Regions from separate parts of the Homo sapiens genome. Here regions 2 and 3 are each linked to region 1. A link is a contact called in ENCODE Hi-C or POLR2A ChIA-PET data. All regions are on one chromosome and are shown on one strand. Each heading gives the region's core, a stretch centred on a gene start or an enhancer-like site at or near the end of the contact. The rest is flanking DNA. Distances are from core to core; before and after follow the strand shown.

Evidence for each region. Hi-C counts contacts between places; a loop is a spot of excess contacts on that map. ChIA-PET counts read pairs that join two places held with the same protein, here RNA polymerase II (POLR2A). Pooled maps may share reads with other maps.
Region 2: a map of CD14-positive monocyte shows a loop between it and region 1 (9-fold over the local background). The contact joins two enhancer-like sites. A Hi-C loop is called at or near these places in 5 of 168 maps with a recorded cell type or tissue (CD14-positive monocyte, PC-9, endothelial cell of umbilical vein and 2 more) and 10 of 50 pooled maps.
Region 3: a loop to region 1 is called in a pooled map, with 7 times the contacts of the local background. The contact joins two enhancer-like sites. A Hi-C loop is called at or near these places in 7 of 50 pooled maps. POLR2A ChIA-PET finds 5 or more read pairs at or near these places in 3 of 52 experiments (PC-9, activated CD4-positive, alpha-beta T cell and naive thymus-derived CD4-positive, alpha-beta T cell).

What each region holds. Positions count from the first base shown.
Region 1 is chr10:29,658,297-29,660,996 of GRCh38, reverse strand. It overlaps a transcript of SVIL not described here. Among named protein-coding and RNA genes, the nearest start is that of SVIL, 25 kb to the right of the region's middle. RefSeq lists an enhancer at 1,262-2,461. Within about 2 kb of position 1,281, at least 25 of the 41 ENCODE cell types and tissues checked have a DNase peak (open chromatin) inside an H3K27ac peak, as active enhancers do; they include CD14-positive monocyte, PC-9, endothelial cell of umbilical vein and 2 more, where a contact is called at or near this core.
Region 2 is chr10:29,802,993-29,805,692 of GRCh38, reverse strand. No RefSeq gene overlaps it. Among named protein-coding and RNA genes, the nearest start is that of SVIL, 170 kb to the right of the region's middle. Within about 2 kb of position 1,397, at least 19 of the 41 ENCODE cell types and tissues checked have a DNase peak (open chromatin) inside an H3K27ac peak, as active enhancers do; they include CD14-positive monocyte, PC-9, endothelial cell of umbilical vein and 2 more, where a contact is called at or near this core.
Region 3 is chr10:29,514,719-29,517,418 of GRCh38, reverse strand. The region is part of intron 16 of SVIL (supervillin); the gene reads left to right. LOC124902401 (a long non-coding RNA gene) reads right to left here. Exons shown (of 2, transcript XR_007062099.1): 2 at 140-2,438. Among named protein-coding and RNA genes, the nearest start is that of MIR604, 29 kb to the left of the region's middle. RefSeq lists an enhancer at 702-1,202. Within about 2 kb of position 1,347, at least 5 of the 41 ENCODE cell types and tissues checked have a DNase peak (open chromatin) inside an H3K27ac peak, as active enhancers do.

The DNA of each region.
Region 1 (2,700 bases), core at 32-2,531:
CGGGGTTTCACCATGTTGGCCAGGATGGTCTTGATCTCTTGACCTCATGATCCTCCCATCTCAGCCTCGCAGAGTGCTGGGATTACAGGCGTGAGGCACCACACCCGGCCCAGGCACAGGCTTTTTAAACTCCTTCTTTGTCCCTGAGCTCATGATTTCACTGCAGATTTTCTTCTATCTGGACTCACAGTTGTAGAGCCCCAAGGCGATTGCTGTGCACACTATGAGTTTGAGAGCCCATGCTCCAGAGGTCAGGAGGGGAATGAGCCAGGGGAAGACGTGAGCGTCTGGGCAGAGATTAGCACTCTCTTTAAGAAGAGGGAGGGATGAGAATGTTTCTATTCTGCCCTTTCTTCTTGGCTTCTTGTGATTCTCTTGGCCCGTTCCCCCCACCAGAATTTTGCTCTGTGGCCTAGGCTGGAGTGCAGTGGTGAGACCATGGCTCACTGCAGCCTCCACCTCCCAGGCTCAAGCGATCCTCCCACCTCAGCCTCCCTAGTAGCTGGGAGGTGTGCAACACCATGCCTGGCTAATTTTTTATATTTTTTGTAAACACAGGGTCTTGCTATGTTGCCCAGGCTGGTCTCAAATTCCTGGGCTCAATTGATCCTCTCACTTTGGCCTCCTAAAGTGCTGGAACAATAGGTATGAGCCACCCCACCCTGCCTTTTTAATTTTTTTTTTGAGTCAAGCAAGGTGTTGCTTTGTTGCCCGAGCTGGAGCGCAGTGGTACAATCGTAGCTCACTGTAACCTGCAACTCCTGGGCCCAAACAATCTTTCTTCCTCAGCCTGTTGGGTAGCTGGGACCATAGGCAGGCCCAGCTAATTTTTAATTTTTTTGTAGAGACAAGGTCTCACTGTATTGCCCAGCTTAGTCTTGAACTCCTGGCCTCAAGCCATCCTCCTGCCTCAGCCTCCCAAAGTGCTGGGATTACAGACATGAGCCACTGTGCCCAGCCCCTGTTTTCTTTTTGAGTAGTTTTCTTTTTCTTTCTTTTGTGGCTGGTTCAATAAGAGGGTCTCCTTTTCCTAAGCAGGCAAAGGATTTTTTAAACCAGTTTGGAGCCCTAAGGAGGAGTCCCAGGGGAAAAAGAGAGGCTTACATTGATCTAGCCCAGTTCTCAAGGCATCAAAGCTTTTTAGTAATAAAGAGATTTGTGGAGGAAAGGGAAAATGATTTTTTTTATTGTTGGAACAAAAAACGGTCTGCTTAAACCCAATAATTTGTCTGTGTTTACCGCAACCATCTCTGTGGCTTACAAGAATGAGTTCATGACTGTCTGAATTCCACCAGGCAGTGGTGACAATAATTTATTTTTTAACCTTGTGGGAACTTCACATGGGCTGACTCCCCTTTGACCCCGCACCCATCACAAGATGATTTTTTCCTAGAAGTTGCCTCTGGGGCTGGGCTTCTGGAGATGAACCCCATTCTCTCTATGCTGGATAAACCAGGCTTCTGACATCCTTCCTGTGGAATATTTATAAAAATGAGCGCCAAGGAATTCAGCTGTGGTTTCTTGCAATGCCTGGTGTGGTGCCAGCTGTTGCCCAGTTCAGAGCCCTCTGTGCTTGAGTGAATTCTTTTCTGACTTTTTCCGGCGGTAAGAATACAAGGAAGTGCTGAGTAGACAACAGAGAGGAGATGAGAAGATGGAACTCAATAGCCTAAGACAAAAGACTTCCCAAAGCCACGCTTGTTAACCACTAACCAGCTGATAAACGAGGGGCTTTCCTCTGTAGTCTGGGATTGCAGGGCTGGAGCCTTCTGTGTTGGGGACCTCTCCCAGGCTGAGTCATTAAGAACCACACAGAGTGTCAACCCTCGAGTCTAAAGAATGACTCTGTAACCTTGTGAGTCATCTTTCATACAAATTGCACCTCGTCAGGCAAACCACAAGGGGAAATGCATGTTTGCCTTAATTCTACTCTGGTACATTCTAGCATAGGTGGGGTTTCCCCTCACTCTTTGAGGAAAATAAATGCAGAGATTGTCTCTGCCTGGAATGCTTGACATAGACCAAGTCATAGCCAAATCACTCACCCTGATGCCTTCGGTGAGTTATTCCAGTCTCCTAACTCTCCACCCAGCATGTCTTTTTCTGTGGAATTGGGTCTTTGTTAGTTCCATCCAACTTCGTGATGAATTTCAACCCATTTCTTATTTTCTCAGTTGTCCCTTTGTGGCAAGGCTGCTGTTCCCAAGCCTCCATATTTGTTCTTTTGTTTTTAATTTTTTTAAAGACAGGGTCTTCCTTGTTGCCCAGGCTGAAGTACAGTGATCCAAACATGGCTCACTGCAGCCTTAACCTCCTGGACTCAAGTGATCCTCCTGCCTTGGCCTCCCATGTAGCTGGGAGCACAGGAGCACACCTCCACGCTCAGCTAATTTGTTCAATTTTTTGTATAGACAGGGTTTCACTTTGTTGCAGACTGGTCTTGAACTCCTGGCCTCAAGCAGTCCTCCCACTTCAACCTTCCAAAGTGCCAGGATTACAGGTGGGAGCCACCATGCCTGGCCATCCCTATATTTGGATCTGATTTTAAATTTGAATTTAGAAAGTACTCATATTTACCAAAAATGATTCTTGCTTATAGACCAAATAATACAATTTTAGTCCTCCCAGAAAAATAAGAGCTTTGGAGAACCATTGCATAGAAATGACTTTATTCACTGAGTTTACGATGAATGGGAAAAA
Region 2 (2,700 bases), core at 148-2,647, 140 kb before region 1:
TTATCATGGTTAGGCAATGCCTATGGCATTGACAGTAGGGTGATTTTTTTATCCTGCCCCTCAAATCTTGGCATGCTGTAGAACTCTGATGAAATTTAATATCAAGGGAAGCCTTGAAGCAGAAAACTAGGTTATTAAAGGGCAGCCTTGGGGTGGTGTGGCAGACACTGTGACATGCCTTCTATATCTCCCTTCATGGACAGACTTGTTGCCCCCACCACTGGGCATGCTGGTGGCTGGGTGTCAGCTGTCAGCTGCCCCAACTCAGGACTCATCTTAGCTGAAGAGCGGCTTTACCCTAAACCACAGAGGGATACAGGCCTGACCAGCTTGGTCCAACACTGGAGAACATTCTAGCTCCAGGGCTCCCCACAGGGCTGCCCAAGGCCATCATCAGATTTCATCACAGTTTGACTTCTCCCTCGCACTCTCCTGCCTTCTGTCTCCCTGCCACGGGAGTTGATCTCAAGCACACGCCTCAGACACATGCTACACACTAAACTCTGCTTCAGAGGCCACCACTCCAAGGGCATGAAGCATTGGGACAGCCCCAGTGGTGACAGGCAGTGTATTAGTCCGTTTTCACGCTGTTGATAAAGACATATCTGAGAGTGGGTAATTTATAAAGAAAAAGAGGTTTAATTGACTCACAGTCCCACATGGCTGGGGAGGCCTCACAATCATGGCAGAAGGTGAAAGGCACATCTTACATGGTGGCAGACAAGGGAGAAAATGAGACCCAAGCAAAAGGGGAAACCTCTTATAAAAATCAGATCTCAAGAGACTTACTCACTACCACAAGAACAGTATGGGGGAAACTGCCCCCATATTCAATTATCTCCCACTGGGTCCCTCCCACAACACTTGGGAATTATGGAAGTTACAATTCAAGGTGAGATTTGGGTGAGGACGCAGCCAAACCTTATCAGGCAGGATGTGTGAAGTAGGTAGCAGCCAGCGCTACCACAGGTGGGTGGGTGTGTGGGTTTTTCTCTCTGCAGGGATGCTCTGCTGAGAGGGAGGATGGGGACCTAAATCCAGCCTGTTCTCCACTAACCACATGCTGAGCCCTGTGTGGGGGCTGCACCTGCCAGGAGAAAGCACGCCTTTTGCAATTGCACCACAATACTGTACAAACTCTCACAGTCCTGGCAGCAGCCCTCCTGTCTTTGCTTTGGAGAAATAGTGAGAAGCTTAAGAGAAGTGAATTTTCTCAGATTCCCTGTGGCCTTTCTGGTTCCAGCCCCTGCAGCATGCAGCACAGGGAAGTGCAGCTGTAGCCTAGTTGTTTTTGCTTCACTGGATACCCTGGGCCCCAGGGCAAAGAGCCAACATATTATGCCCTCTGAGTCACAGAATCAAAACAGGATTCTCTGTTTCCAGAACTTAGTCATGGTGGCACTGAGGACATTTAAGGAAGACAAACATTAAGCGTCACATTGTATATCCTCAAAAGCTCTCTGCTTCTTGCATTTTTATTTGACTCCAGAGTATTTCCTCACTTTTCTGTACCCAACTGTACCCTCTGGCACCAACCAGAGACTTTGAAACCCTCAGTTTCAGCCATCATCAGTGAGGACAGAGGACGTCTGAAACCCAGACCATTTCCTGAGCTGCAATCACAAAGTTCTTTATATAATTACATATGTGGCACTGACTTCAGTTTCTATCATTGAGAGCTTCTTCCATGAGACTCAAACCACTGGTCACAGGTAAGCAAAAAGAAATGCATTTCCTTTGCCAACAACAGCTGCCTATGCCCACCTAATAATCACTTCTAGTTGAAGATTACCTTCTGGTAACTCTCCAGACAGACCCCAGGAAGCAGTTGGTTGGAGAGGAACCCTTCAAGTTGAAACTGGGTTTCAGCGTGTCCAGATGACTCATGTAAATACACAAGCTCTGAGGCATCTCCCCGACCCCCAACAAAAATCTCCTCAATCACTCAGTTTGCTTTCCACTCATTTCCTGCCCCTTTCCCTTCCTCTACTTCCTCTTTTTCTACTTCTTTCGCCTTCTTTCCCCATTCTGACAGAGGAAGACTGATCAAAGCTTTGTTTGTTATTTATTTATACACAGTCGTGTTCTAGAAGGGCTTCTTGAAAGAGTGCATAAAACTCAACTAGGTTGTATAAGGGTAAAGTAGGTCAAAAGGAAAAGGACAAACACGTGCTATAAAAATGCATGGCCCAGGAATAAGACAAAGAATGACCAATACAAGCCAAGCCAAGCTCTGGTGCTCCATGTTTCTGTGAGCCAGAGGCACGTTACAGCTGTGGATGAGCACCTCTGTGATTGGTTTCCCTTCCTCTGCCGATCACGTCATCGTCCAATGCCATGGCTGTAAACACTGTTTGCACTGATGACTCTTATAGCCAAGACTGTACCCATTATTTAGAAATCTAATGACAGATGTTATTAAGGGCTGCAAGGCACCCTATGAAAAGGCTACACTTACCACATTCCCTTGCAACCGTGTAATTAAGTTCTGAACAATGACATGTCAGACAGCATGTAAAGAAGGCTCCTCACTCACACCTGTAAGCCCTGCACTTTGAGAGGCCAAGGCAGGCAAATCTCTTGAGCTCAGGAGTTCGAGACCAGCCTGGGCAACATAGCAAAACCTCATCTCTACAAAAAATACAAGAATTAGCCAGGTGTGGTGGTGTGCACCTGTAGTCTTGGCTACTTAGGGGGCTG
Region 3 (2,700 bases), core at 98-2,597, 140 kb after region 1:
TCTTGGCACTGTTGTCCAGGCTGGAGTGCAGTGGTGCGATCATAGCTCACTGCAGCCTCCACCTCCTGGGACTCAAATGATCCTCCCACTTCAGCCTCCCAAGTAGCTGGGACTACAGGCACACACCACCATGCTCAGCTGGCTTTTTATTTTTTATTTTTATTTTTTTGTAGAGACGGGGTCTTGCTCTGCGGCCCAGGCTGGTCTCCCACCTCCTGGCCTCAAGCGATCCTCCCACCTCAGCCTTCCAAAGTGCTGGGATTACAGGTGTGAGCCACCACGCCTGGCCCTCCTTTTCCAAAGTGTGATTTGTCTCTCATTTAAAAGACACTTTAGTTCATTCACTTCTCCAACTTGTGAACCAGCCAAAACCAAGATCTAATATAAGTACTTAAGTGTGCTGTTCATCCCTATCAGAGATCTATGGGGTGCCTGTAATTCTCTAAAATGAAGGGAAAATTCTGAAAAAGAGAGAGAAAACACATCTTATTTAATATTAGGGGCACATGGTTGTCATGTCTCCTGTTTGACCCAGCCCTGACTGCTCTGAGCCTGATGTCCTTGTTCTCAACAAGCAGGGTTCTCAGGCCAGCATTCCCTGCTGGAACAGTGTGGGCTATGGAAGAGGAGGCACCGTTTCCCCGGGTGTCCTGGCAGGCACCTGTCACGGTGGCCCTGGGCCAGGCGTTGGGTGAGCGGGCCAGTGTCGTGCCTCTCTCTGGGTTCACACAGCCCAGGCCTAGCCACTGCCCAGGCTCCCAGCATCACAGTCCTGCAAACAGCACTTTGGCTTGGCAGTTGTTAGAAGCGCTGACAGTTGTTTGAATTGCACCGGCAGGAATTTATGTCCTGCGTAGGCCCAGACGTCGGCTCCTCGACCCTCTCAGAGCCTGGTGGTCTGCGGTGAGCCGGAGGGCTGTGAGCTCACAGGAGGAAGGGACACATTTGGGAAGATCTCCCTCCCTCCTCAGCGTGGTGGACACCAATGAGGAAATCTAAAGGGACAGGAAGAACACACTCAAGTTTTAGTGCGTGTTATTTTCAAGTTATTCGTCATGTGCTCCGTAGGCTGGAGCCGAGGGCTGGCTCCAAGTGCCAGGTGGGCTCCACGGAAGCACAGTTTCTTCCAGATTATTCTGGTTACTCTGTAGTCTTCGGAAGTCCCCAATGGTAACCCTGCCAGCACATGTAGAAGCAAAATTTCAGGGTTTTGGAATGGAGGAATTCTTTGGAGGCCATCCCATGGTGGGAAAAACCTTATAAGAAAGCCAGAATCCTATGCCTTTCCTAAAACGGTGTGGCAAAAATGTGTCCGGTCAGCTAATGTTCTACCGAAGTGAAACAAGCTACACACAGGCAGGCGAGGGCTGCAGTCACGTCTCTCTGCCCACTAACATCCAGTGTGACCTCAGTCAATGGAATTCTTGACCCGGATGTACCCACGTTCCTTGTCCGTCAGAATGGGAATAACAATTCCCAGTGTCTTAGGGGTCGCCGTGCAGATCAGCAGAGTATAAGATGGACGAGGAGGTGATCTCAGATGCCACAGCTTGTGTTTTTCTAAGTCAGTTTTAGATGCCACAAAGCAACCACCAGGGAAATCGTCCGATGACATAGGTGCTGGTGTCCTTGCCCCAGACTTTTGGGAGCTTCTTTTTGAGAAGGTCTTCAAAGACCAGAGCTCATGACTTTTAATGAACTCAACTCAGGAAGATGAATTTGATCTTTTAAAAATTCATCATTTGAATCCAATCTGATTAACAAGGTGGATGTTCAGGAGGAGTAGCTGCCAGCCTGGGTGGAAGGTGAAGTGAGAGAAGCTGGTTCTGAGGCCAGTTTACAGGGAGAATATCAGTGAGATGAGTGCTTGGTTCCACAAGATCATGAACTGGAAGGACTTCTCATTTGGGTATTAAAGTGCTGGCATGCTTACTTTTTGAAAGTCTCATTTATTGATGCTTTGAAAGCTCAAATACAGCATGCAAATATGAATTTCTTTTAATGATTTCATTTTGTGAGATTATTTTATTAGGATAAAACTGACTCATTCAAAATAATTGGAGAAAAGATGAATCATAGTCATTATATAGTATGAAATGGTGCGGATTAGAGCTCTTGAAGGAATTTCGACTTCGTGTCCAAGCCCATGAACTAGCTCTTGTAGCATGCAGGGTGTTGTTAAACATTCGAGAATTACAGGAGTTAGGACTAAATGAGACCTTGACCCAAAGGGATCTGCATGAGATTGACAAGGCAGCCTTACCCCAGTTCTAGAGATTGAGCACTTGAGATCTTATCTGCTGCCACTTAGCAGAAAGAGGAAAACAGAAATGAAGGGGGGAGAAGGAAGAGATTGAGGAAGGGGACAGGTCCAGAGTTCGAAGCTCCTGCCTCCTTTGGGGGATTCCTTTCTTCACGGCTTACTTCCCGTTATTTGACTGAGTGAATAGACAAATACAAGGTGTGATTATGTACACATACGTAGATGTCGCCGGATTCTTGTTTAAGTACTACAAAATTTGTTTTCTTATTAGCATAACAAAACTTTTATCATAGAATATATCTCATCCCATCTCCAAAACAAATATTTAATGGGAATCGGGAAGCTTGGAAGAAGGACCCTTAGAGATCATCTGACCAGTTCCTGATGTGACAGATATAGGAGGGAGAACCGAGATACCCAAAGGGAGTAGCCAAATT